Regions from separate parts of the Mus musculus genome. Here regions 2, 3, 4, 5, 6 and 7 are each linked to region 1. A link is a loop called in an ENCODE intact Hi-C map of the cell type or tissue named here. Cell type or tissue: heart. All regions are shown on one strand. Region 1 overlaps Mrps27 (mitochondrial ribosomal protein S27). Region 2 overlaps Ak6 (adenylate kinase 6). Region 3 holds the start of Bdp1 (B double prime 1, subunit of RNA polymerase III transcription initiation factor IIIB). Region 4 has its middle 58 kb from the start of Cartpt. Region 5 holds the start of Mccc2 (methylcrotonoyl-Coenzyme A carboxylase 2 (beta)). Region 6 overlaps Mccc2 (methylcrotonoyl-Coenzyme A carboxylase 2 (beta)). Region 7 overlaps Map1b (microtubule-associated protein 1B).

Region 1 (4,000 bases):
GAGCGTCAGGGACTAAATCTGCAGTAACTATGGAAAAGGACAGCAGTTGGCCCATGAAAGGAATGACATACTGACCTCCCTAGATCTGTAGGAAAAACTATGAGATTCCGGGCTGTATTGTCTCCAGAGTTGGGTTGTGTGGACCTCCTAACAATACTGACTCTTCCAACCCATGGCAAACAAAAATAAAAGCAACAACATTAACAACAGCAAAAAACAAGGGATAAGACTAACCACAAACAAATTGATCAAAAATAAGTCCAGCTAGACCATCTATCATGGTAAAAACCATATTAATAACAACAAGCAAAACAAGCCCTGAGCCGGGCATGGTGGCGCACGCCTTTAATCCCAGCACTTGGGAGGCAGAGGCAGGCGGATTTCTAAGTTGGAGGCCAGCCTGCTCTACAAAGTGAGTTCCAGGACAGCCAGGGCTATACAGAGAAACCCTGTCTCGAAAAACAAAAAACAAAACAAAAACAAAATAATCATCAAATTATTTTTTACAGCTAGGACAGATGGAAAACCAGACACATCCAGTACCAGCAGAAAGACGAAACCTGCAAATCAAGAGTGTGAGATGCTCTACAAAAGGTGTCTGCTCGAGTGTGACATGTGAGTGTGACATGCAAGTCCTCTGTAAGTGAAGAAAACATATTTAAGACATGACAAAATGTGAACATGCAATGTTTAAGGATGGCATTATAGCTTACTTTAAAAATTGCCATCTTTTGGAGGTCCATATCAAAATTGCTATAAAATGATTGGATGATAGACTGACTTAAAAAGCAGTCTGATGGAGGGGTATAGGCTATAGATGAAATCGAACTAATAACTGTTGAATCTGCTTTACCCCCATGTTTATACCCAAAAAAAAAATTTATTAAAGAGTCAAAAGAAAGTACAACTGTATTTGTGTGATTCGGTTGGGTCCTTGTTCGATTAGAGCATTAAAAATATGAGCATTAGATTTAGAGCATTAAAAATATGTGTATAAGAAATACCAGAAACCCGGCAGGCGTGGTGGTGCACACACTCAATCCCAGCGCTTGGGAGGCAGAGGTAGGTGGATCTCTGAGCTCAAGGCCCTCCTGACTAGCAATGGTTACAAGGTGTGACCTGGTCTCAAAAAACAAAAATGGCAGAAGCTGGTTATTTCATATATTTATGCGACTACTTTATATATAACAATGGCTTTAAAAACATCTTATCTTTTTGAAATATACAACACACAGAGAGAGAGAGAGAGAGAGCTTCAAAACAGTCCAAAGGATTAGGAAGAGGAGCAGACATAAGCTGATAACAGCTGAAAGCAGATGGCGGGTGCTGGGGTTCTTTACAGCAGTCTCTACTTTCCTGCTTTACACTTTCTCGTGTAAAGTGCTAAAGTGCTTTTATGAAGCAGCCTCTGGTGTTGCAAATCAGAATTTCGGCTGTCTGAAGAAAGCTAGGCACATCCCGGTCTCCAACGCGTTTAGAATGCTCCAGCTCCTATGCAGGTGTGCTAACTTTCTGGTAACTCACTGCATATGATCTGTGCATCTTTTTGAACGCACAAAAGCAATGCAACAAGTAGCTTTCAAGAAAATAGGGGGTAGCATTTTAATGTTCAAGGACTCTAGGCACCCTTGAAACAGCCCTCCCCAGGGACGGCGGGCGGAACCAAGGACGCCACACCCGCAGCGGCACCAATGGGGACCACAGGAGCAAATGCCTCATATCGGCCCTCCTCCTTCCTCCAATCAGCGAACCCGACCCAAGCACCTCACGGCCCTCCCAGCGCGATGTCCAATCACGACGCTCCACATGAGCGCACATTTCCCGATAGGCCTGCGCCCCAGCGCAGATGGAAGGGTGTTTCTCGCAAGGACCACACTGCCATCTACTGTCCGACCCACGGAAATGCAGCCACAGGAACACCTGGAGCAGTCAGCAGTCTCCCTGCTCAGAATCAGAGCTCAACCCTTACCAACGCAGTCATGCCATACACAAAAATGTGCATCTATGAAACAGAGGCGGTAGCAGTTACTTCCTGTTACACAATGGAAAAGTTCCGGGCAGTCTGAATTCCAAACTTTACTTCACATCAAACATACACAGGGACATACACAAGGGACCCAGGGACTCATTCACTCTGCATATTTCTAGGATGAATGTTTAGGAACTAGAGCAGACATCACCCATCCCTGATTTATAGCTATAGACATGGACAGCGACAGCTGAAAGTGGTAGCATTGGGACACACACCCAGATGCAGAATTCATATCGTGCTACTCAGGGAAGGCACGAGAGGAGACAGAGTAGGAAACCAGTTCTCACTGGAGGCAGAGGGGCAGCAATGACTCGATGTGTTCAGTAAATGGTTAATTTACTCAAGCATTGGTCTTAACAGAGAAGAGACAATAGGCTCCCCATGATATTTACCAGTCACAGATTATCATCATATTCTTTGGTGTCTTAGTCAGGGTTTCTATTCCTGCATAAACATCATGACCAAGAAGCACTTGGGGAAGAAAGGGTTTATTCAGCTTATACTTCCATACTGTTGTTCATCACCAAGGAAGTCAGGACTGGAACTCAAGCAGGACAGAAAGCAGGAGCTGATGCTGAGGCCATGGAGGAATGTTCTTTACTGGCTTGCTTCCCCTGGCTTGCTCAACCTGCTCTCTTATAGAACCAAGGCTACCAGCCCAGAGATGGTCCCACCCACAAGGGGCCTTTCCCCCTCGATCACTAATTGAGAAAATGTACAGTTGGATCTCATGGAGGCATTTCCTCAACTGAAGCTCCTTTCTCTGTGATAACTCCAGCTGTGTCAAGTTGACACGTACATTTGACAATGTGTTTATTCGTGTAACCAGGGCAAAGACCTCTAGACTTGTGTCCATGTAAATAATCTAACTATACCTCCACACCTAGGAAAATTTTTAACAATAAACTTTCCCAGAATGCATCCTTCCTTTATGTATATGTTCACAGCACTATGGGTAATTCACGTATGGCACATGAGAACAATCTTTGCTATATTACTATTGGATTGTCCTAGCACATGGCTTCTAAGGGGAGAATAACAGAATTTGAAGGGCATCTTTACGTATGTGTAGATTATCTGTGACTCTCACCTATGACTGGATAACTGGCACTTTCTGATAGAAGGCAGAGAAGTTGTATCACATGCAATGCTGTGACTCCCGACAGAACCCTGCCTCTGTGGAACCAAGCTCTAACCACGGGATGGAGAGCACAGCAAGGCCAGGGAAAGCTCCATGCAGATGAAGGGGGCTCAGAGGTGCTGGGTAAGAGTCAAGAGCATCTAACATCCGGCTCCTGTTTCTACTCCCACTCAGTGACCACTAAAAGGAACAAGAGTTCCCAAGGAGGGCTGAGTCCAGGCTAGGGAGCTACTAAGCCTAGAACACACTGTTAAGTGAGAAAGCAAGCAAATGGTGAGAAAGAGAACATGGAAAATAACTGGAAGCATTTATATTAGCCAGGCAGCCTGGGATGCTGGACTCCAAATAATGACAGCAATGAGCCAGTGGGAAAAAAATCCCACCAATCAACAAATGTCAACATAATGTATGATCACAGATAAAAGGAAACGAGGTCTGCTGCCTAAGGGGAACGGTGGTGCCAACTAGTAAGTATGAAGGGGTGGTGGAGGTGGAGAATCACCGCTCTGCAATCTTTACAGCACAGACTGCCTCGGGCCAGAAGCACAGATGGAAAAAAAAAAATCTAAGGGGAAACTTGAGAAGCAGCAGGAAATCGTGGCTATGTTAAAGGTCTCCCTACTGGTCAAGAAAACCGGCCAGTGCTGCAGCTGAGAACTGAGATGCATGTGCCTGGGAGATCAGAGCTGACATGCAGAGTGGAGACAGAGGCGCCAGCTGTGTCCGCATCAGATACCCAGGCAGGGTCATGTCATCACAGGGCAGTCTGATGGGGAGGCAAAACTGGAATCAAATCATAAAGTGTGATGGTTTGTATATGCTTAGGC
Region 2 (4,000 bases), 1.3 Mb before region 1:
AGGATCTCACTATATCTCTGGGTAGCACTGGACTCAAGAGATCCCCCTACCCAGTCCTCTTGAATACTGGGATTAAAGACCTGAGCCTCCCCACCTAGCTAAAAGATTTACTTTTAGTTACGTATCTGTTCATGTGTAGTTATGTGCCTCTGAGTGTGTGTGCCTGCAGAGGCCAGAACCATTAGGAACTGGAGTCATTACACAGTTGTGAGCCACCTCTGGGTGCTAGGAACTGAACTTTCTTCTCTGCAAGAGCAGTATGCATTCTTAAGAGTCAGCTCTCCAGCCTTTCTCTGAAAAATTTAAGTATCAAAGTCTTTAAAGAGCAGGGGAGGGGAGCCAATATCAGAGCTATTAGTGGAAGAAAATAACATTTTGTTGTTGTTGTTGTTATTGATTGGTAGGAAAAGGGAACATATAGACAGACAAATATAAACACTCTCACACATATCACTGTTGGGCCTCAATCCCAGCATGCTAAGAAGCAAATGCAGGAAGATTTCTGAGTTAGAAGCCAGCCTGGTCCACACAGTGAGTTCCAGGACAGCCAGGACTACACAGAGACCATGTCTCAACAAAACAACAACAAACAAAACAAAACAAAGCCACAAAAACTAAATAACAACAAAAACAAGATTGGGCTCCAACTTAAGGTCAAGAATATAAACTTGGGGACTGGAGAGATGGCCCAACAGTTAAGAGCACTAACTGCTCTTCCAGAGGTTCTGAGTTCAATTCCCAGCAACCACATGGTGGCTCACAACCATCTGTAATGGGATTGGACACTCTCTTCTGGTCTGCTGAAGACAGCTATAGTGTATTTGTATACATAAATCTTTTAAAAAAAAGATTTTAAAATTGGGGGCTATAAGGTAGCTCAGCAGTTTAAGAGCACTGGCTGCCCTTCCAGAGGTCCTAAATTCAATTTCAATGCAACCGCATGACGGCTCACAACCATCTGTAATGAGATCTTCTGGCCTCTTCTGGCATGCAGGTGCACATGCAGATAGAGCATTCATATACATAAAATAAATCTTTAAAAAAACACACGCAAACACATACACATACAAATATACATACATACACACTCACTCCAAGCAATCTCAGGTTCTTGCTTCTGGAAGTAAATACCACTTCCTGATCTCACCCTTTCTTAAGGGGAAGAGGAGTCAGTCTCTTCACTTCCCAGAATCCTCAAGTCATTCCTCTCAAAAGGTCGATGGTCTTGGATTTGGGGATACAGCTCAGTGGTAGAGCACTTGGCTAGCACTCAAAAGGCCCTGAGTTCAATATCATATATAGTCAAATTTTAAAGAAAGTTAAATAGCTTTATTTTATTGTTATTTTGTCTTTTTTTTTTTCAGAGCTGAGGACCAAACCCGGGCCTTACACTTGCTAGGCAAGCGCTCTACCACCGAGCTAAATCCCCAACCTCAATGGCTTTATTATAAAAGGCAGAGGCCTGAGAGATAGGTCATCAGTTAAAGGCACTTGTTCTTTCAGAGGACCTGGGTTCAGTTCCCAGAGCTTACATGGCGACTCAGAACTGTCCGTAACTCCAGTTCCAAGGGGTCTGACATCTGCTGGCATCAGGCATACATGTGGCAACCGTACTAAAAATACCTGACTCATGCTTTCAGGAGGTGTCTGCCCTCTTGGAGGCAGGGAAGGTGAGGCAGTCTGGAGTGGGGAGCTTGCAGCTGCCACTGCTTTACATGGTGACTGGCAGGAAGTAGAAGGCAGGCAATAACCATTAAGGAGAGCCCCCAGCACCTCGGCCAGCCAGGCCCTAACTCCTAAAAGTTTCACAGACTCACAGTGTCAGAGTATGGAACATAAGTCTATGGGGCTGAAGAGAAGGCATGTTGGTAAATGGCCTGTTTAGCTCCTGCAGACCAGAACTGTTTCCAGCACCCACATGGGCAGCTTACAACTGCCCGTAACTCTAACTTCAGGGGGGCCACATATCTCTGCCTTCTGTGGGTACTCACAAGTACACACACACACACACACACTTAAAAATAATAAGAACAAATCTGTATTATCATTTCTTAAAGATTTATCTGTGAGTACGCTATCTGCATTTACACCTGCAGGCCACAAGAGGGCACCAGAACTCACAGATGGTTGTGAGCCACCATGTGGTTGCTGGAAACTGATTTAGGACTTCTGGAAGAGCAGCCAATGCTCCCAACCCCTAAGCTCTCTCTCCAGCCCAGCTTCACTACTATTTTAAATCTAAAACAGCCACTTATGACGTAAAAGACCTTCAATCCTGGCATACAGACAAGACACCCATACACATAAGCATTTTTTTACTTAAAAATTATATGCTGTCGAAAAATTAGATGTAGTAAAATTAACCTTTAGAATTAGAGTCTAATTTCTTGCAACGTTTGTTCTACATATTTTTTCTTTAAAGGTTTATTTAATGTGTGTTTCTGTTCGCCTCCATGTACCTGTGAACCACATGGATCCTGGGTCCAGAAGCCCAAAGGGCCAATGGATCCTCTGGAACTCTGTTATGAACAGTTCTGAGCTGTGTGTAAGGGCTGAGGACCAAACATTAGCTGCTGAGCCAGCTCTCCAGCCTCCTTTGATGTAGAAGGAAGGTTATAATTTTTTAAAAAGATTATTTAGTTAACATGTATGAGTACACTGTCACTGTCTTCAGACACACCAGAAGAGGGCATCAGATCCCATTACAGATGGTTGTGAGCAACCATGTGGTTGTTGGGAATCGAACTCAGGGCCTTCGGAAGAGCAGTCAGTGCTCTAACCACTGAGCCATCTCTCCAGCCCCCTAATTTTTTTGTTTGTTTGTTTGTTTTTTGAGACAGAGTTTCTCTGTATAGCCCTGGCTGTCCTGGAACTCACTTTGTAGACCAGGCTGGCCTCAAACTCAGAAATCTGCCTCCTCTGCCTCCCGAGTGCTGGGATTAAAAGCGTGTGCCACCACACACGGCTATATATTTTATAATTATTGTCTGTACATGGTATGTTTAGGAGAATATGTAGAGATCAAAACACATGTGAGTCTTCACACTTGTTTGATTTTACCTGCTGAGACATCTCTTTCGTCTACAAAGTATATATAAAATATATATGACAGGGAGTTTTTTGTTTTGTTTTATTTTGGTTTTTAATTCCTCCTCCGAGACAGGGTTTCTCTGAGTAGCCCTTCCTGTCTTGAAAGACCTTGAACTCAGATCCACCAGCCTCTGCTTCCAAAGTGCTGGGATTAAAAGTGTGTACCACCACCACCTGGCTAACAAAGGACATTTTTTTCTTCTTCTTTTGGTTTTTCGAGACAGGGTTTCTCTGTGTAGCCCTGGCTGTCCTGAAACTCACTCTGTAGACCAGGCTGGCCTTGAATTCAGAAATCCACCTGTCTCTGCCTCCCAAGTGCTGGGCTTAAAGGCTTGTGCCACCACTGACTGGCTGTACATATGATCTTAATACAGCAAAGATCAAAAAGCTTCATTTGATCAAATGACTGAAAGTTCAAAACATTAAATCAATTTCCCACGCAAAGTTTTATGATTTGAGGAAACTAAATATGCACAAAATCCCTGAGAGAAGAACACTGGGTTCACTGAATGGAGGAGAAAGGGGAAGAATGGCTACACATAAAGCTGAAGACCAGCTCATGAGAGAACCAAGTACAAAGGCTGAGCTGGGCAGCAGATGCCTGTTAAGCCCAGGACTCAGTGAGAGGAGCAAAAAGGAACTCAAGTGTCCTAAGCAAGCTACAACAGCACAGACTCTCCTTCCTAAAGGCTCCCACCAACATTCTGATCCAACCTTGCCATTCTCTTCTCTCTCATCCTCTTCTAACATCAGTGAACAATAGTATCAAAAGGCAGGTGGGAGATACTGCAGACCGAGCAGGATTCTCACACGAGGCTGGCGTCTCAGGTGGCAGATACAAAGTAGCAAGCCCTGGGTTTTAGCCCCAGCACCAAATAAACCAGGTGTCCCGGGCACACTTAGAAGTGGC
Region 3 (4,000 bases), 750 kb before region 1:
CAAATTCTGGTCCTCATGATGGAATGCAAGTGCTTAACTGCTGAACCATGTCACCAGCCTCCAAATTGTAGAATTTTAAAATTACTGGTGACACTAACAACTTACTTCACAAACTTGTGTAACACCTGTCTTGTGATGTATTTAAGTAAAAGTAAAAGTTACTTTGTTGCAAGAGCTGGAGAGATGACTCAGCAGTAAGGAGCAATTGTTATTCAGCACCTACAGAGTGGCTCACAACCATCTATAACATCAGTACAGGGGAATCTGATGCTGTCTTCTCATCGTCCTAAGGCCCCCACTGCCAGGCACGTGCATGGTGCACATGCATGCATGTAAACTTACTCATACATATAAAAATAAATACATCTATAAAACACAATAAAATGTTCATAAAATAAATTTTTTGCTTTATGCCTTTACGAGTAGGGAATTAAATCTTAATCATTTTGATTTCCTTATCTACAAAGTTGTGACATCTTGGATTTTTAGGTAGAACACAGGATTATGAAAAGGCCTTGCATAAGAGCTTGCTGTAGAAAGCTGTATGTCCCAGCAGTGACTACAAGATTCTTTGAGGTATCTTTAGCATGGTATTATTTCTCAAATACTTATTTATTAATGAAGTCTTGATCTGTAACTTTAGCTGGCTTGGAACTAGCTATTTAGAACAGGCTGTTTTCAAACTCATGTAGTTCCCCTGTCTCAGCCTTGGCCTCTGGAGTGATGAAATTACAAGCATGTGCTATTATTACTCCTGGCATTTTGAGATGTCGTGAGCATCTACATCTATTTGATGCTCAGTACTAAACTGCACTCCCACCTTCTTCAGGTTTCCTGTGTTTGTTCTCTCTCTCTCTCTCTCTCTCTCTCTCTCTCTCTCTCTCTCTCTCTCTTCTGAAAAGGTTTCATGTAGCAGAGGCTGGTTTGCAATCTGATACCTATTTTCCTTGTCAAGTTGCCCTACTGCCAGTACCGCAGGACTCTTCCATCACCCTTGAAATCTCATCATATTTAATATATTCTTGTTGATCTTGTTCATTTATTTTGTATTTTCTCCTCTGTAACATACAATGTCTTATTTATTGCTCCGTTGATATCTCTGGAAGCAATAAATTTTGCAACATTCGTGTGCAAAATGTGGAGTATAATCATTTTTGACAGTTTTTATTTTAAAGTGTACAAAAGCCCATATAGTGGATGTCCTGTGAAGTGTTTCATGGCTTCTCTTTGCGATTTCCTCACACAGAATTTCAACCTTTTTTTTTACTCAATTAAAAATTTCTTGGCGGAGGTTGGGGGTTGGACAGATGGCTCAGTAGATCCATTTCCTGCTCTTCCAGTAGGTCCTAGTTTTGGTTCCCAGCACCAGCATCAGGAGTCTGATAACTACCTGTAACTTTTCAGTCTCCCGCAAACTCGCTCTCTCCATACTCATAGTTAAAACTTTTTTTTTTCCTAGCAGGGTATGGTAGCCTATACATACCTGTAATCTCAACATTGAGCCCGTGCAGGCAGGAGGATCAAGAGTTGAAGGGCAGCCTTAGCTATAAGAGGCCCTGTCTCAAAAACCCTAAAACAAACAGGTTCTATGCTCTGGGGATGCACTGGTGCTAAGGCACTACTCTCATACTATTTTATCTTATTGTAATTTTGAGGTAAGTCTTGTCAGATAGTCCAGGGCTCGGAACTTGTGACCTCTTTATTTCGGTTTCTCCAGTGCTGGGATTGCAGGCACGCACCACCATGCTCTGCATTCTTGCACACTTTGACTCTTCTCGAAAACTCCTTAATAGTTCATAAAAGATTCAGTTAAGTAGGTTGGGGATGGACGTTCCATGGCAGTGTGCATGCCGAGAATGCAGGGTTTGTGAGGGATCCTGGGTTCAAACCCTAGCACCACTGGCGAGAAATTAAAAGTTTGAGCCGGGCAGGCAGGGGTGGCGCACGCTTTTAATCCCAGCACTTGGGAGGCAGAGGTAGGCAGATTTCTGAGTTCGAGGCCAGCCTGGTCGACAGAGTGAGTTCCAGGACAGCCAGGGCTACACAGAGAAACCCTGTCTCGAAACGGCCCCCCCCCCAAAAAAAAAAAAAAAAAAGTTTGACCTGGAGGATTCAGCTGCTTCCGCTCTCTCTTTTCAACAACTCCCAAGGTCTTACAAAGGAAAGAATATCTGTCTTCGAATCAAAAAAAAAAAAAAAAAAAAAAATCTCTGGTTTACAGGTAACCGAAGCTACAGAGCGTTGCAGTTGCTATGGCTCCCGGCGCCCGGAGTCTGACGTCATCGTCGGCGCCGAATGATTACGCATTGCTTCCGGCGCCTTTCGCGAGCCGGGACGCGGGGAGGAGAAACTTAGCTTTTAGTGTGGCAGGGTCATGAAGAGGAGGCGGTGGCGGGAGAGCGGAGGAGGCGGAGGGGGCGCAAAACTGCGGTAGCCAGCGCTGGACTGGTGGTTGTGGACGTGTGGGAGGGTGAGAGTGTCAGCCTGCGGGCAGCGGCCGGGGCTCTGGGCTGAGCGCGGCCGCGGAGCCGCCGCTCTCGGCCCCCTGGCTCCGCCATGTTCCGCAGGGCACGCCTTAGCGTGAAGCCAAATGTCAGGCCTGGTGTAGGGACCAGGGGCTCCGCCGCTCCCAATCCCCAGCGTGGACCAGAGGCTCCCAGGCCTCCGGAGCCTGCCACCGAGTCAGCTCCGAAGCCAGCGGAGCCCACAGATGTGCCTGCAGTGGATTCCGGGGGAGCAGAACCCCAGGAACAGGCTCCCGGGAGCAGGTAAGGTCTTCTATCAAGCTGAGCTGTTGGATTTTTACCACGGAGCACCTCTCCTGCAACAAGCTTTTGATTTGAGCTGGATGAAACCACTTCTAGTTGTAGTTTTATTCCGTGATCTGAGGGTGCGACTACTATGACTCTGTCACGATCTTAAGATTCCCGAGGAGACAGTGTCTTGCCTTATCTTACAGAGATGGGAATCCAGGCTTAAGGATTTTGAAGTCAAGAATGTAGACGCACCATCACTTGGAAATTTAATTAATTGTCCTGGAGTACTTTACACTGAAAGCACTTTGGGATTTTCATTTTGTGGATATTTATTTTTGAAAGGAGAGCACCAGTGCTGATTTTTTTTCCTCCCTCCACGCGGTGATGCGGTTGAACCCAAGGCCTCATGGAGTGTTAGGTAAACGCCCTGCCCCTGAGTCAAAGGGAAGAGGCTTAGGTTACTTATTTTGGTTCGAGTGCATACTTCTTTATTGTAACTACGTTTCCTGAATCAAGACGCCTGGCTTTAGTGACAAATACCACATTTGAATTTAGGACGCTCCTACTTAGCTTAGCAAGTTTAAGTAGGTTGTTCTCAGAGAAAATTTGTTCCTGGTGTCAAGTTAGTACCTCCTTTAGGACAATATTGTGAGATCAGATAGGATTACATAAACTGCCTTACATGCCACATGGTAGAATAGTTCCCCCAAATTTACTAAAAAAAAAAATTTGATTACTTTCAAAAAAAGGTGATGAGACCGAGTATGGTGTCACAACTTTAGTCCTAGCAATAGGGAGGCAGAGGCCACCCTGCTTTAGGACAGTCAGCCCCATAGTGAGAACCCGTCTCAAAAAACAAAACAGTGGAGAAAGGTGATGGTACAAATTAAATATGTGACGGGTTAATATGGTGACTGTAGTGTTTTATAATATACAGAGGAAAAAGCCAGTAAGTAATCACATTAAGTGACAGGGAGATGGTACAATTTATGTTTGCATAGTAACAGCATTTCTTCTGTTAATCAGAGTTTGTGCTGTGTGTTATTTTGGCATTCCAATTATGCACCATGATTTCAACATTTTTTTTTTTAAACTTGGATCTGTTTGAAAATTTTCTGCTTAGAATAGAAATACCAGTATTGGTCACTGCTCCAAATTTGGAAAATTTTGTTAACTATATAGGAAGGCATAATGATTGATATTTTATAAATTCCCATAGGCCATAGTCCTGAGACATGCTTGAG
Region 4 (4,000 bases), 490 kb before region 1:
GTTGGCAAAGGACTGTCATGTAAGGGTGAAGATCTGAGTCTAGACCTTGGCATCCATATACAAAGCCAGGATTGGTGGCACATCCTTTAATCCTGGTACTGGGGATGCAGGAACTGGGGGATCCCTGGAGTTTGCTCACCAGTTAGCCTTGCAGAATCAGTGAGCTACAGAGTCAATGAGAGACTCTATCTCAGAAATACATGCAGAAAAGTGACAGTGAGACACCTGACATTGGCCTCTGTTCTCCACACACACAGGAATCTGCATACACACGAGCAGGTCCACATGCATGTCCCCCACACATGTTTAATAGTTGGTCATACTTAATATGTTTTTTGCCTCTCCCCAATAAAATATTACACCTATAGGTAAAGGTCTTTAAACACCACCCCTGCTCGCCCCAGAGGCGTGACTCTCTGGGCAGCATCCAGTGTACTGTGAGTCTCTGAAGTTTTACATGATTGGCTCATACTGTGTAGCTGGATCTCTTCATTAAGAGCATCTTTAAGCACTGCCCATGTAGATCTGCTCAGCTCATTAATTTCAACTACGATTTAGTATTTCATTGGTTACTCACACCAGATTTTATCCACAGAGTTCCTGATGCATATTAAAGCTTTCCTAATTTTTCATTATCATAAACGTTTTTGATATTTAATATGATACTGGCCAAGGATTTTTTTTCTTATATATGCCCTTTGTGGATTAGGAAAATGTCCTTCTATCTCTGGTTTACTGTTTTAAACTCTTTATAAAGCAGTCTTACCCTTACCAGGGTGGTCTTTTCTCAAACCCAAAAGGCTCTCTGCAAAGTTGTAATAGAGACTTTATAAATTCAGGTTTTCCAGATTTCATTGCATTTTTACTTGATATTTCAGCTTTCCTGGTTGATTTGTTTCCCCCAAAAGCTGACTGACTAGTCCACTGTTAAGTGTTATTGTATAAATTTGTGAAGTCCACTATTAGATTATTGAACATTCAGGTTAAAAACCCATTTGTGGAGCCGGAGAGATGACTCCATAGTTAAGAGCATGTATTGTTCTTGTGAAGGACTGGAGTTTGGTTCCCAGAACCCATTTCAGACAGCTCCCAACCATGGGAGACTGGAGCATCCAGGGCACCTGGTTCCCTCCTTTGGTCTCTGAGAGCACCACAAGCATGTGTACACACGTGCACATGCACACACATGAGAGACAGAGAGACAGAGACAGAGAGACAGAGACAGAGAGAGACAGAGAGACAGGCAGAGATAGGCAAAGATAGAGACAGAGATGGGGAGACCTATACACGTAAACAATAATAAAGCTAAGGACCAAACTTGTGCTTAAACAAATATCTCCATTTGTTTAGTAATAACTATTAATAGGGTGTGTGAAAGAATTCTGCCTAAAAAAAAAAAATCAATGTTTAGCTTAATACGAGGAAAGGCGCGGAAGAGATTCTGAAAGAACAAAAATTGTCCCAGACCGATAGCGTCACACCCCAAAGCAACAGTAATTCCTTGGGATTTGGCATACTAATTTTCTATTACAGAAAAATGTATTTCTGACTCTGTGGATGCGACCTAGCACTGTACCGGCTTCCATCTCTAAGACCACAAGAATAAACAAACAATATAAACAAGACAAACAGGAGCTGTCTGTAGATTTGACTTCTAGTGAGTAACCTTATAAATCCCACAAAAACAAACAACCCAGAAAATGAGATGAAATGGCAAAGTGAAATATTTATCCCTTAAAAAATAATTTCCTTGGGCTGGAGAGATGGCTCAGTGGTTAAGAGCACTGACCGCTCTTCTAGAGGTCCTGAGTCCAATTCCCAGCAACCACATGGTGGCTCACAACCATCTGCGATGGGATCCAATGCCCTCTTCTGATGTGTCTGCAGAGAGGAACAGTGTACTCATATACATAAAATTAAACAAATAACTAAAAAATATGAAGTCACTAAAAAAAAAAAAAAGGCATTTCCGCAGTATACTTTATATTGCACAGCACAACTGGGAGAGTAGAGGGCTTCCCACACTTACTGACAGTTCTGCGGTTAATGAGAGAGAATTGGAAACAGGAATTGTAGACAGTAAATATTTTCTGTTTCCTCCCTGGCTGGCAGCTGGCGAATTGTCTTCTCTGGCTGCCGTTTCGACAATTCCCACTGTAGGGCAGCAGCAGCCTGCTCATCCCTCGGTGCCGCCGAGCTCTGCTGTGGCTCCCTTCCTCCTCCTAGCAGCCAAGAGGGCTGTGATTGTACTAATTCTGAATTGGAAGGAAAGACCATAAAATCCCTCAAACATTTTAAACAGAGAATTATGTCGCCACAGTGGTATTGATGCTTGCATCTTGGATCCTTCCATCTCTCTCCAACCCCACCCAAATAAACACATTCTCTTATCTGTGTGGATAACTGTGTATGCCCAAGTAATTAAATCCACTGTGATATGAGCCAGGGTATTGCTAGACATTAAACAAACAATATCAGGAACATGGCTGCTTCTGGGAAGGCTGTCTGGGGAACAGAAGTATTCATTTGCTGTGGATGATTTCTTCTTTGTCACAACATCACCTTCTATGGCATATGACATTGAGGAAGATTACCCAGACATGTGCAATGGCTTTGAATCTTCCACACTGTGCACACTGCTCACAGTCATGTCTGCTGATCCTGAGACGGTTAAGAGGCAAAAGGTCTCCAAACTGCAGCAGCAACAAAGTCATACTGGCCATGGCTTGTGCTTTCCCAAGATAAACACATTCTTACAGAGAGATCTGGTATTCCCGAAAGCAGCGTTGACATGAATGTTAGGACAAGACACAAGTCTTCAGCTAAGCGTCTGACCTCCCATATCCCACTATTTGCTCTGTTCTGCCTTAGCAAACTTCTAGGAAATTCAATTAACTGGTGTTTATTTAGCATTGGTGGCACCTGTCAATAATGGTAGCTATAGCAGTGGCATTCAAACATAGACTAACAAGTTTGAAAGGTATGCTCAGGGCCAGGAGCACAGTACCGTTGTGTGGCTCCAATAGGCAACCAGACTAGGAGTCTTTGGCCAGAAGCAGCTCGCTGACTTCGGGAGGGTCAAAGGCAGGGTCTGTTTCTCGGTTTGTTCCGGAAATGCCTGAGACTCTCTCTGGTTTTTGAGCTTCTCTCTTTAGTCATTTTTCTCTGCCTTAGTGTAGTAATTTCCAAAATGAAATTACTCCCCAACTGCAAAGGAGCCTAAGCTGTCTTTACTGAGGACGGAGCATTTATATCATCCATTCTGGGTCCCAGTCACTTGGAATCTTGCTAAGGTCCCAGCCCTACAGTGGGGACTAAGCTGACATTCTCAGGCACATGTTCTTAAGACTTCAAGGCCTCCCCATCTGAACTCATTATTGTTAACCCCTTAGGGTAATAATAAAACCTCTACCACAATTGTTTTATTTTTCATTATTTATTTATTTATTTTTACAAAATTTGTAGCAAGCTTCATTATATATTGGCCAGAACAATGGGCACAGACCAGGCACATATCTGGGATCCCCAGAGAATGGTTGCGAATTAATTAACCTGGTGCTTATGAAGGCAACCCCATAAGGCTGCATACTTCCTAACTTCGTCCAATCAGGGGCAAGCATACATCTGATGTACTTCCTGTCTATGTACCACCCACCTACATGCGATCCTGCACATCCTGTACGGCTGGGGCAACCAACCTTGTTTACGAATGTAAAACCGTATGGCTGGCATCTTACATGAACAACAGCCTCCAGCATTCTAGGGAGTTGTCTTTGGGCAAGTGGGAATTACAGGTCTATCTCCTTGGACAAATGGGACTTACAGGGTAGAGGCATTTTTGTTTCAAAGACCTCTTAAGCACAGTAATTTAAATTTTAAACATAGCTTTAGCCCTCACACTTACTTAGCTTTAGCACCAGGCCTTTCTGCTCTGGGCTGCTTTGCATTCCCCTCCAGTGTCCATACCCACAGCAATTAAGCAAACCAGCCTCCTAACGTT
Region 5 (4,000 bases), 660 kb before region 1:
AGTTTGTTCCTTCCTCCCCTACACACAAGCTTTGTTTTCTATATAAGGAAAGAAATTGAAGCTTTAGTCTCAGGAATAAAAAAAACAATTTTGACTTCTCTCCTCAGCTACGTGTCTCTATGCTCTTAAGCCACCCTCTCACAAGCATGGGTCAGGTGATGTGGGCAGTTTGTAAAAGACCTCAGCTGTAAGGGCCTTTTTCCTGGCCTCTGGGCAACTGCACTCAGGTGCATATGTGTGTACAGTCCCTCGGGCATACACATCATTACAAGTACACTTTAACACCCTAACACTTCAATCCCAAGTATTCAGCCTAGCCTACAAACATGGGCACCATTACACAGACTCAGCAGCCCGCGTCGTGTAGTTATTCCCACCCGTGTATATATTTAAGGAATAAGCCATGAATTTGAGAGGCACCTGGATAGCAGTGGGAACTCTCGGGACCGGTAGGAGGGTCAAAGGTAAACAGTTTTAACTAAGTGAAAAGCAGAGGAAACATTTTGGGCACTTTTGCTTAGTCCACACTGCCTGCACACTCACTGTGTAGCCCGGGCTAAGGTTGAGCTGCTGATCCTCTTAATTGACCTTTTGAGTGCTGGAGTTGCTAGGAAATTATTTTCTTTTAGCCTCGTTGCCAGGAATAAATGTTTCGTTCAGCTCAAATGCTCTGCTTTGGTTTGTTTTCTTTTACATTTCTTGGATGCCATGTGAATCTTTAAGTTATTTTCCACATTACAAGATCTTATTTGGGGTCGGCTTGTAGCAAGATAGAATGCTTATGTCATGGTGAACTCACTTTGATTTGACTTAGGCCTTCGTTTTTCTTAGATTTTAAAAAAGCTGGCCATTTCTGGAGCTAGGGAGGGCTCAGTGGGTAAAAGCACTGGGTTGAGCAGGGGCAGAAGGATCAGAGGTTTCTAGCTGCACACCTCGCTGCAAGTTCAGTGAGAGACTTGGTTTCAAAGGAATAAGGCAGAGTAATGGCTTGATACTGACATTCTCCAGCTTCCATGTGTCCATGTGTGCTTCTGTACACACACCGTACCCACGTCTGTACACACAAAGTGCCACTCCTTCTAAATTAGCACCATTTAATATAGTAGGCATGTTTCACCTACTCTCTCTCTCCTCTGTGTGCATGTGCGCGCGCGCACACACACACACACCTAGAGCCTTTTGCATTCTAGGCAAGCGTTCTACCACTCAGCCCAACACTATTTGTATGATGACATTGTCTTCAAGATTCATGTTAAAACAGTTGGTTTCAGACAATGTCTCATTTTGTTGCCCACCCTAGCCTCTAAATTCTTCACTTAGTAGTCTGTGGACTCTTCACTTAGTAAGCTACAGAAACTTTGACAAGCCTTCTATCAATTGGTTTACCATAGTTTTCTGTGGGTCGGGCTTCTTTCTTGAAGCTGCAGAGTGGTAGAGTCTATGGTCCCCAAGGGAGACAGAGCGACCAAGCCTGGCTCCCATCTTAGTTATGTGTTTCTACCCAATCTGGCTTTTATTCGGGTGCTATTCTCCTACAGCATCTTTCCTCCTAGGGCACAGCCGACCCTCTCCTTAGCCTGTTCATCTTTCTGATGCTCCTGGCGCTTTTACTTTGCTCATGCTGTAGTAACACGTAAGCATTCAATAAAGTGTGCGAGTCAAAACAAAACAAAACAACACTAAGGCACTTCGCAGAGTGTTTTTAATCCTTATTGGTGTGAAGATCCCAGTACTGATGTCTACAATCTGTCACATTCTAAAAATGATCAGGTGTGCTGAAGCTCTGCAGTACATGGGCTAGAGGCGGGTGCATGCTTGTGACAAACGCTTCGGCAGGACAGCAGCCACTTATCTGTTCGCTCTACTCGGCCCAGTGTTCCTGGGCTCGCGATGGAACCTGGACTCGCGCAGCTGCTCTTCTGCGCCTCATTGGCGGAGTAGAGAGGCGTGGCGCGCAGCGCCGACCAATTGGAGGTGGTCTGCGATGGCACGTGTGCGGGGCTGGCCTGGGAGCTGATGGACCAGGGCTGGTGCTGCAAGGACTCTGGAGGAGCAGCCCCCAGGAGCTGCAGAACCGAGCTGCAGGGCCGCTCTCTTTCTCTTTTGGGTGTTTGCCATCGCCATGTGGGGCGCGCTGAGGTCAGCTCTGCGACCGTGCTGTCGGGCTGCTGTACCCCCGCAGCGTGCCTATCACGGGGACTCAGTGGCCCGACTGGGCACCCAGCCTGACTCGGCCTCCTCCACCTACCAGGTAGGTTGAGCGAGCGTCCTGGAGGCCTGTTCGCCTTCCTGCCCCGGAGTCATCGGAGGCCAGAGGGTGGGCATGCTTGGATCTCTGCTGTTCTTTCCTTTGCAGCTTCAGGCGTCATTCTGGGACTCAGTAGGGTCCTGTGAAGTTTGCAGAAGGAAGTCGTTCCAGTGAGATTTTAGTTCACTTTTAGGACTGGTACTGGCATTTTGTGTCACTCAAATCAGTGGTTCTCAAAACCCCACAAAGCATTGTCGCTTGGACAACTTACAAATGCCCGAGACCGGTTTGGCAACTTTGTAATCACGAAGTTGTGGTCCTCGTGTTTGCATGGCTGGGTATATTCTTTAGCGGTCTTGTGGCAGCCACCTTTAGGAACTACCATAGCACGATAGTTTACACTCTTCCGCTTAATAGTTATATTAACAATACACAGCTCACAATGTCTTTACATAGCTTTTCTTGGGACTGAGTGGCTTCCCCTGGCCAAAGAAGCAACTCATAATTTGTGAAGTATCAAAGCTGGAACATTTAAATCTGTTTCATGGCCTCTACAGATAACGTCTGAATTATTCATAGAACCAGCAGTTATTTGCCAGGGAAGAAGTTAACTTAGTTAAGCACTAAGTTGTTTGTGCGGTATTTTAAGTATTTGGCCTGGATGTGTAGGAATGAAAGTCATTTGGGGCTGGGAAACGTTAACTAGAAATCAGATAGCTGTGCGGCTGTGTGGTAAGAGGTGTCCTAGCCCTGAAGGGCTGAAGGCACCTAGAGCACACAGAGCAGAAGCAGGTGGATCTTTGTGAGGTTCGGTCCACCTTGATCAACAAAGCCAGTTCCTGGACAGCCAAAGTTACAAAATAACTTCTCAAAAAAACTACCACCACCACTACAACAAAATACAACTACTATATACTAATTGTACAAAGTAATAAATACACTTCACTATATGTACATACATGACTCTCTTATCTCCTCTCCACTCTTTTGCTGTCTCCTTTTCTCTTTCCAAGTAGTCCTTATACTTTCATGTCCCTAAATTGTACATCTAACCTAGATTCTGCATGTGAGAGAAAATGTGGTATTTGTTTCCCTGCCTCCCTACTGTGATGATCTCTAGTTCCAACCATTTCCTTGAACATAGCTATTTTATTATTTTTAGGACTATCTTGTTTAGTTTTGACAGTTTCATACAGAAATACAGTGTATCTTTTTGTCTGTTTTGAGGCAGGGATTTTTATTTTCCTGAGTAGCCCTGGCTGTCCTGGCTTTGTAGATCAGCTCTGTAGACCAAGCTGAGCATGGTCATCACCTGCCTCTGCTTCTGTGGTTTAAGGCGTGTGCTACCACGCCCAGCTGGTGTATCTCGATGTTATCTGTTCCCAGTTCCCCTTCCCAGTCTCCCTAGACACTTCCCAATGTGTCCCTCCCTCCCACCTACCTTCCCATATCCTTCTAATACCTTTTAATACCACCTTAAAAACTAGCTGAGTCCTATTGTTGCTAATTGCTACAATGTTGACTGATCGTTGGCTTGGTCTTGTGCGGGTCTTGTTTAGGTAGCCACAACTGCAGTGAATTCATGAGCACAATAGCTATGTCACATCCAGAGGACAGCTCTCCTCCCCAGCCTTTGGCTCTTCCAGTATTTCCACTCCCTCTTACATGATGTTCCCTAAGCGTGCGTGTGTGTGTGTGTGTGTGTGTGTGTGTGTGTGTGTGTGTGTGGTGTAACTATCTCATTTTAAGACT
Region 6 (4,000 bases), 650 kb before region 1:
TACAGGGAGCCCCAGTTAGACTGGGTGGGTTATCTAGAAATAAAAAGAGGACAGTAAGTTGGGAGACAGACATGTGCAGGTTCTGGGAGAAGTAGATGGAGGTGGGATGAACATGATCAAAGTACATTATATAATATATGATAATATAATTTATGATATCCTCATATATAATATATGATATTCTCAGAGAATAAATGAAATGCTAAATTTAAAAAGTTTAAAAATTTATTTATTTTCCACTTTATTGCTCTGATTGTCTTAACGTCCGTTTGCAGGGGCACATTACCCTACAAATTGCCTGTAGTCTTAGGTATCTGTGGGATGGCTCTGGACGTAGCCTCTGAGGGCGAGGGGCCACTGCTGTGGATGCTTACTAGAGAAATAATGTTATACATATGGTGGTGGCTGGAAAAAACCTTTTTTTCCTTTGTCTTTATTAAGTTTAATATATATTTATTTTTATTTACTCGTGTTCTGTATGTTTGGTGTGTGTGTGTGTGTGTGTGTGTGCGTGCACACGTGCGCCATGGCAAGTGTATGGCAGAGGACAATCTTGTGGAGCCGACTCTTTCTTCTCTCCTCTATGTAGTACTGGAGATTGAATTTGGGTTGTCAGCGAGTACTTTACCCTCTGAGCCATCTCGCCGGCCCAGCTCTTCAGTTGCAAACAGAGAATTCTTCTCTGGTGTGCGTGCACCTTACCAAGATACTCAGTGTGTGGGTTTTATCAGCAGTGATGTTCCTTTTGTTGAACATGGAGACGAATTCAACCTTAAACTTGGAAACACCCAAGGTCCATCTTTTCCAGCAGTGGATGTTTTCAGAGTGTCTTTTAACACTGACCGAAGTTAAGAAGGCACAAGGGTTGACAGTTTGAGTGAAGCTTCCAGACTTTCTAGAGCTTCTTTAAACTCTGAGTGGGTGGACTGCAGAGAGTGCTCTTGATGTTGGCAGAGAGGGAAAGTGGGCTATCAGCCACTGGGTTATTGAAGAAGGCTTGCCACCTGCCTCAGTGACAGCCTTTTACCACTTATAGGAAGCCGCCTTCTCATCAGTTAACTTTTGAAATTGATACAGAAATCACTATTCATAGGGTACCATGTTTCAATCCCTGTACCTATTACAAAATGTTCTGTCAGAGTAGCTTATCTCTAGCATTTATATTGTTTCAGTTTGCTTGTTTGGGACAAAGTGTTACTATGTAGCACTGGCTGTCTTCGGCTCTAGAATGCTGGGATTATAGGCATGCACCATCATATATCCATCCTAATATTTATAATTTCTTTGTGGTGAAAGATATTAAATTCCATATTCTAGCACTTTTTGAAATATGCAATACAGTGTTTTTAATCTGTCATCACTCCACTGTGCTACAGAACTCGGAACTATTTCTCTCATCTAATTATAAATGGCTGTTGACATACCTTTCACCGTTCCTCTCTCCTCTTGAGAAAGAAACCTTAGGATTAAGGGTTTTTTGTTGTTGTTGTTGTTTTTTTTGTTTTTTTTTTTTAATATTTAAGCATGAATTAGGTGGTTTTAACCCTTTGGTGAGCATAAAATAATAAGAATGGTCCACAGATTACAGAAAGGTGCTTCAGTGTATAAAGGTACTTACCATCAAAGTGATAAACTGACAATGGAAAGAGAGTGAGGGGGAGAGAAAGAGGGAATAAATAAATGAAACAAATGAAAATAACTAAAGCATACAACTTAGGTACACAACTAAAGCAAAGTATGTGTGTACCTCTCTGCAGTGAAATCAACTCTTTCCACCTATCGGCACGTTGAGGAGTGAACTGTCCCACTGTCGGCTTCCCCGGGGACTGAGGTCGGGCTGCTGCATCTGTGCCTGAACTGCACCGTGGAGGGGGCAGCCTGAACTTATGATGAGATCTTTGAGGAGAGAAGTGAGTTTCAGTGACAGATAAGGAGCTTGCCTTTGGCTTTGGCTGCACCTCCTGCAGCCCCTGTCTGCCACTGTCTGGTTTATGCACACCAGGCTTTTCCTGCCTCTGTGCCAGGGCTCTCTCAGATGACAAAGCCGTCCAGGACAGTTCTGGACAGTTGCAGACACAGCCCTTGTTTTTAGATGGTTCCTCAAAGCTTCTGAAAGGCAGGTGTGTGTGACATCACACATTTCAGGTCACACAGCTCTCCTGCCACCTCCTGGCCACTGGCGGAACAGACACGCTCTGGATCTCCATTCAGGCAGCAGCTCCACCTTGCCTCCAGGGTTTAATAATGGCAGAGCTTCTGGTAGGAGTCCAGTGGGGTGGCAGTGTTCCAGACAGCTTCCTGAGCTAAGTTCCCAGCAGGCTCTTAGGCTGCAGAGGGACACCCAGAAGATATCTAAGCTGTGCAAGCATATCGTTTTGCTCTTATCGTTACTTTTTTTTTTTTTTTTTTTGACATGGACTCTCATATACTCAGGTTGGCTTCAAACTGACTGTGTAGTTGAGAATGACTTTTTTTTTTTTTTTGGTTTTTCAAGACAGGGATTCTATGTGTAGCCCTGGCTGTCCTGGAACTCACTCTGTAGACCAGGCTGGCCTTGAACTCAGAGATCCGCCTGCCTTTGCCTCCCAAGTGCTGGGATTAAAGGTGTGCGCCACCACGCCCGGCTGAGGATGACCTTAAACTGTATATTCTCCTGTTTAATCTGCCTCTGCCCAGTTTCTCCTTCCTCTCACCCACTCATCCCTCCCTCCCCAGGGATAAGTTGATTAGTTTAAGCATCCTTATCAACAGTGGAATGTCCTGCATTGGTTAGAATCTCAGGGTAGTGACTGATGATCGTTTGGGACAACATAGATGGTTAAGAAGACAGCCAGGCAACCTCTGATCCTTTAAAAAGTGTGTTGTCAAAACAGAGGCTGTGGTGGTACACACCCATAATTCTTACAGTTGGTTGGTAGGTAGATGCCTCAGGGTCCAAAATTCAAGGTAATTCTCAAGTTACATAATGAGTTTAGGCTAGCCTGGGCTAAGTGAGATGCTTCTCTCCCCACCCAAACAATAACAGCTACAACAACAAAACACCCTCCCTGGTGGCACATGCCTTTAATCACTGCACTTGTTAGACAGGCAGGTTGATCTCTGAGTTCCAGGCTAGCCTGTTGTACATAGCAAGTTCCAGGCTAGCCAGGGATACACTAAGAAGCATTGTTTCAAAAACAAAAACAAAAAAAAATTGTGTGTGTGTGTGTGTGTGTGTGTGTGTGTGTGTGTATGATGGTGGGAGCAAGCATATATCAGTTAAATGTAGTAGGTATCTAAATGAGAAAGGAGTGGCCAGGATAAGCACTATAATGAAAGAAACATGGTTAAGACTTAGAAACAGGGCTCAGCCTTGAAGAAGTGGGTCAGAGGGGCTGGTGCTCCTAAAAGAAAGCTGAACACATGGGCAGGAGTTAATCTTTCTACAGGATGGAGTGTGCCAATTTGGAGTGGGCATGTAGGTGGGAGTGATAATGGCCTTGAGTGGAGGTCACACAGAGATGGCATAGGTTACTATTTTTCTTTCCCTTTTTGCAGCATGAGGTTGCACCCAGGGCTTCCCCTGTGGTAGGCTTCATCTCTGGCCACACTCTCAGCCTTTGATTTTTTTTTTTAATATTTACACACTATTTTTATGTGTATGTGTTTGTGCCTGAATACATTTATGTGCTCTGTGCTCCTAGGAGCCCACTGAGACCATAAGTGGGAGTCCGGAGTTACAGGTTGTTGTGAGCTGCCCCGTGGGTGCTGAGAACTGAACACATAGGCGCTCTAAACAGCTGACCGTCTTTCCTGTCCCCTCAATGTGTTTACTGACTCTTAACTTTGGTTAAAGGATAATGACGTATAGCGTGCACCTCCCTCTGTGCTTCTGTTTCAGGAGAACTATGAGCAGATGAAAGCTTTAGTGAGTCAACTTCATGAGCGAGCCCAGTATGTGAGACTAGGTAAGTGCTGCCTGCCTGCCTGCCTGTCTGTCTGTCTGTCTGTCTGTCTGTCA
Region 7 (4,000 bases), 160 kb before region 1:
CCCCCCTCCCCCCCAGCCCCCGAGGATACAGGCATGGAACCCGTCTGCGCTCTGTTTCTAGACGAAGCCCAGCCTCGCTCTTGCCCCTGAGGTCCTGGCTGCAGCTTTCAGAAAGGACAATGGGACCCCAGGTTGCGTGGGTGGGCTTCTTTGAAAAGTCTTAGCTTCAGGAGCCATAGCTTGAATGGGAGGAGGAGGTGGCAGGGGAGGGTCAGCTCCTGCGCTGCTGCGCGCACCAGGAACGGGCTCTGCGGTAGCGGAATAGCGGTTCCCGGGGAACCCTGGGCGGGGCTGGGAGGGTCCGGGAGGGCACAGCCTTGGGCGGGCAACCATCGGCCCGCCCTTCAGCCCCACCCGGTCTGCCGCAGTGCCCGCGCTGGACAGCCGCACCTGCCCCCGCACTGCGGCGCCCCCGGCTGGCACGATGCTGGCTCTGCCCGAGCCTCGCGCTGTCAGGGGGCCTTGCGCCCACCTTTGGCTGTGAGCGGTTTTGTTGCGCTCCCGACTCCCCGGTGGCAGCTCTAGCCTCTGCTTTATTCCGCCCCCCTCGCATCCCTCCCTTCACTTCATCCCTGGCAGAAGTCCCCGGGTCCGTGTGCAGCTCCAGCCTGAGCGCTCTATTCTCTTGGGGTGGTGCTGAAACGTTTCTGCTAGGAGACACCGGCTGGTGGGCGTGGTGCAGTCCGCACTGCGGTCTCTACGGCAGCCCGAGGCGGACAAAGGGCGTTCACGTAGCCCTCCTTTCCTTCTCCCTATCATGCCAATAAAAGATGGATGAAATGATTTTGGTTTAGATGAATAAATAAATAAACAAAAGCTTGTCACCTGCCTCTGCATTTGGAAATGCCCACTTGTCCCCAGAACAAAAGGCTTCAGGGTGGGGACTGGAGTTGCAGACCCGGTTCTTTTGTTTAACTTTAAAGCACGGATTTTCCCTTTCAGCTTAAAAGGAAAAAAAAGTGATCAGAAAGCCTGTCGTGATTTTTCATGAGGGGAAGATCAAGAATAAGAGATTTCAAAAGTGGAATGCTTTTTCTGAATGTCTCAGTAATCATCCTTCATTTTCAGATTACGGGCTTTTGATCTGTTTCTCAAACTTCGTTTATTTCCACGTTTTTCTCCTTGGAAAAACTCACAAGTACTGACTTTGGGTGTGGCTATTGTGGGAATTAATGGCTAGGTGTTTTTAAATCTTTTTTTTTTTTTTTTACTTAATATTTCTGGAAACAATCCATTAAGAAGTGCTTTTTCATCTCCAGAATGTTCAGAATCACCCATTGTGGTGCCAGGAGAGGAATCATCACGCCCATTTTTAGAGCTTGAGAACAGACATGAGGGAGGAAGAGTGAGGGACAGACTCAAGGTCACGGAGCAAAGCTGTGCCAGGAGAACGGCTACTGCAGTGTCACTACTTGTGTGACCCGGTCTAGATAGGAGTGCCAGCAGGCTAACATCACAGATTCAGCAGGCAGTCTTCTGACCTTGTCTTTGAACAAGTCATCTACTTGTGGGCACCTCTTGGTACAGGGAGGAGGCTCAGCCATCGCCTTGCAACCACGTTTATCTTCCCGCTTTGTTACCGGGTTTGATCATTCCTTATGCGATCCGTTCCAGGCTTTATTCAAGCCTCTTTCTGTTGGAGGAGAAAATAGATGCAGCCAAGGAATTCTGTGCGTTATGTCCTGGCTTTACTAGCATTTAGTCCTAAATCCAGATTTGTCTTCTTAACAGCAGAAAGTAGGAAAGAAAGGGAAAGAAGGAGGGAAGGAGGAAAGGAAGAAAGGAAGGAAGGAAGAATATTTGAGAGAGAGAGAGGGAAAAGCACAAACCGCAGAGAACAGTTCACTGAATTTTCACAAAGTGAAGACACCTGTGTTGTCCAGCTAAGAAACAGCCATTTACAAGAATCTCAGAAGTCACCCCACCCACCAATCCTAATGTTCATTTTGCAATCACCATGCTTTTTTTGATTTTTAATTCCCTAATTTGGTCAGGTTTTTTTTCTTTCTTTCCTTTTTTTTTTTTTTTTTTTTTTTTTTTTTTTGGAATAGATTTCTGAAATGGTTGTATCGATCTCATTAAGAATCAACCAAGTGTGTGAGCAGAGCCATTTCCTCCAGGGTAGTAACAGATGTTGCTGATCCTCTAGAGAGTGCTCTCCTGGGTCCCCGGGTCTCCCGATGCAGCTCACACTGCCCGGGTTTTCAAGGATAAGTGAAAACTCTGCTTCCCCGGCTTTTCAAACAGTCTGAGATGACTTAGCAACAGGGCAGTCAGGCTCTGTTTCCTTGGCGGGGCGCACTGCTGCTTCAGCTGGCAGATCCCAGCTGGGCCTCCTCCAGAGGTCACTATGGTGCCACTGCTATTGTTGCCTGCAGGCTATGTTGCTTGAGGCAAGAAGAAGCTGCTCCATGGGGCTCAAGCTCGGCTGGTCAGCTCCCTGAGGGCTGGGGAAACCATTTCTCTCAGCTGTTAGCCTTTCTTATTCCCTCTTCCTTTCCCATCCAGACTGAGGCACTATGTAGCTGGAGACCCTGGAGTCTGGCATATTGGCCATCTGATTGATTACCCAAGAGCACTCCAGAAAGGCAATAAATAAATAAATAAATAAATAAATAAATAAATAAATCTAGACCCCTGTAGAGGGATGGTAGATACCGAAGCAAATCAACAGGCCCGAAACACCCTACATGGATGCTAAGTGCTTCTGGAGACCAAGGAAGAAAAATGCTCAGCTGTTTTTGAAAAGCACAAAATCAGGGTTGATCATTTCTTCTCCAGAGCTTCAAACAATAGTGTTCACTTGCACTGTTCGAGCTACACTGATGCAGTTCTATAGGACTTGATCCCAAACTACAGTGGACACCACCAACTGATTCATCTGTCCTTCCCTAATTGTCCCCAATGTGGAGGTAGCCTGATAGCCTTATTCTTACCAAAATGCTGGCATCTGGGTATATTTTAATATTTAGACTCTATACAACAATACCGGTCACACTGAAATTTAAAACATGGTACAATTGAGTTTTCATCAGTTCGTGCCATTCTTTCTAAAGAAGCCAAAGTCATCTAATGAATGTTAAGTGTCAGTCTGATGCTTTCAATTATGATTAGAGGGCAACTAACTGTCTCTCTAGGTGACATTAGATATAAGCAAGATGTGCTTATGAGAAGATAGATAAGTGTGCTATCCACTGCCTTGAGTCTTTAGGTGTGAGTTAAGCTGGTTACATTGTAATAGTCTGATGCCTCCTTAGTGAAAATGTTCTCTCCAAAATTGTAGGCAAGAAAATAAAGAACCCAGAAAGGCTTTGGGATTTCATTTTCATTTTCTTCTAGCAAAGAAAAAGAAGTGAAAACCATATATGGTAGGAGATAAAGAGACGCTAGAATGTGTTACATTTATTATATTCATCTTCACACTTCCAAAATCAGGAGGCAGATGGATTTTTGCTTGTTCTGCCTAATTGGTGTTACCACTAAGGGCTCTGTGATCCTAGCTGAAATCCAAGCGAGTCAGTCCCTAAATGGAAGGTCATTAAATCAATGCTTTGTTGTAAATCTTCCCTAAAAGCTTGCTTTTAAAAGTAATTTCTAGCTTTTAGATTTAGAAATAAATTCTTATAGATAACTATTTGCTTCTATTCTAAGATGTTATCCAAGACTTGAGGTTGTTTATTTTTCTTTTTCTTTCTTTTTTTTTTTAATTATTGCCAATGCTCTGAAGTGATGTGCTGTCCATGTGAGATATCATTTTCATTAAACACGAATATAAGACGAATATTAAGTTACTGGCTTTGTAAAAAGAGAAGCAAACCAAAGGCTAGGTCAAAGGAAAGCTGGGAAATCTTTTCTCTAAAAAGCCTCTTAGCATTTTCCGTTTAGCTGCTTCTCTGGTTTATACGTCTATCCTAGGTTCAAGTTACCTTCTAGTGTCGTTTTCCAAACAGAATCATAGGATTATAGGCTGACCATTCAGATATTTACAAGAAATACTCAA

Evidence for each region. Peaks named below come from ENCODE experiments on the same cell type or tissue, not always from the same donor. Only the 100,000 strongest peaks of a DNase experiment are listed, where the experiment ranks them.
Region 2: a loop joins it to region 1, with 5 times the contacts of the local background. A loop is called at or near these places in 2 of 42 quality-filtered maps.
Region 3: a loop joins it to region 1, with 3.0 times the contacts of the local background. A loop is called at or near these places in 6 of 42 quality-filtered maps.
Region 4: a loop joins it to region 1, with 6 times the contacts of the local background. A loop is called at or near these places in 27 of 42 quality-filtered maps.
Region 5: it touches region 1 in a loop (4-fold over the local background); 15 of 42 quality-filtered maps call a loop at or near these places.
Region 6: a loop joins it to region 1, with 3 times the contacts of the local background. A loop is called at or near these places in 15 of 42 quality-filtered maps.
Region 7: a loop joins it to region 1, with 4 times the contacts of the local background. A loop is called at or near these places in 5 of 42 quality-filtered maps.

What each region holds. Positions count from the first base shown.
Region 1 is chr13:99,351,109-99,355,108 of GRCm38, reverse strand. All of the region lies in intron 2 of Mrps27 (mitochondrial ribosomal protein S27), which reads right to left. Among named protein-coding and RNA genes, the nearest start is that of Mrps27, 8.3 kb to the right of the region's middle. In heart, a CTCF peak has its summit at 1,895 (motif pointing left); a DNase peak (open chromatin) is centred at 1,738; H3K4me3 peaks cover 805 bases; H3K27ac peaks cover 1,484 bases.
Region 2 is chr13:100,658,190-100,662,189 of GRCm38, reverse strand. The region is part of intron 2 of Ak6 (adenylate kinase 6); the gene reads right to left. Among named protein-coding and RNA genes, the nearest start is that of Taf9, 8.8 kb to the right of the region's middle. In heart, a CTCF peak has its summit at 2,101 (motif pointing right); no DNase peak of the experiment used is centred here.
Region 3 is chr13:100,102,395-100,106,394 of GRCm38, reverse strand. It overlaps Bdp1 (B double prime 1, subunit of RNA polymerase III transcription initiation factor IIIB), which reads left to right and starts at 2,325. Exons shown (of 39, transcript NM_001081061.1): 1 at 2,325-2,768. The coding sequence starts at 2,557. In heart, no CTCF peak of the experiment used is centred here; a DNase peak (open chromatin) is centred at 2,314; H3K4me3 peaks cover 2,272 bases; H3K27ac peaks cover 879 bases.
Region 4 is chr13:99,840,993-99,844,992 of GRCm38, reverse strand. No RefSeq gene overlaps it. Among named protein-coding and RNA genes, the nearest start is that of Cartpt, 58 kb to the left of the region's middle. In heart, a CTCF peak has its summit at 2,133; no DNase peak of the experiment used is centred here.
Region 5 is chr13:100,013,637-100,017,636 of GRCm38, reverse strand. Mccc2 (methylcrotonoyl-Coenzyme A carboxylase 2 (beta)) reads left to right here and starts at 1,998. Exons shown (of 17, transcript NM_030026.2): 1 at 1,998-2,251. The coding sequence starts at 2,123. In heart, no CTCF peak of the experiment used is centred here; a DNase peak (open chromatin) is centred at 1,946; H3K4me3 peaks cover 1,944 bases; H3K27ac peaks cover 1,224 bases.
Region 6 is chr13:100,000,197-100,004,196 of GRCm38, reverse strand. Mccc2 (methylcrotonoyl-Coenzyme A carboxylase 2 (beta)) reads left to right here. Exons shown (of 17, transcript NM_030026.2): 2 at 3,881-3,947. Among named protein-coding and RNA genes, the nearest start is that of Mccc2, 13 kb to the left of the region's middle. In heart, a CTCF peak has its summit at 2,178 (motif pointing left); a DNase peak (open chromatin) is centred at 2,236.
Region 7 is chr13:99,511,663-99,515,662 of GRCm38, reverse strand. All of the region lies in intron 1 of Map1b (microtubule-associated protein 1B), which reads left to right. Among named protein-coding and RNA genes, the nearest start is that of Map1b, 2.9 kb to the left of the region's middle. In heart, CTCF peaks have their summits at 437 (motif pointing left) and 2,339 (motif pointing right); DNase peaks (open chromatin) are centred at 232, 652 and 2,312; H3K4me3 peaks cover 2,385 bases; H3K27ac peaks cover 2,387 bases.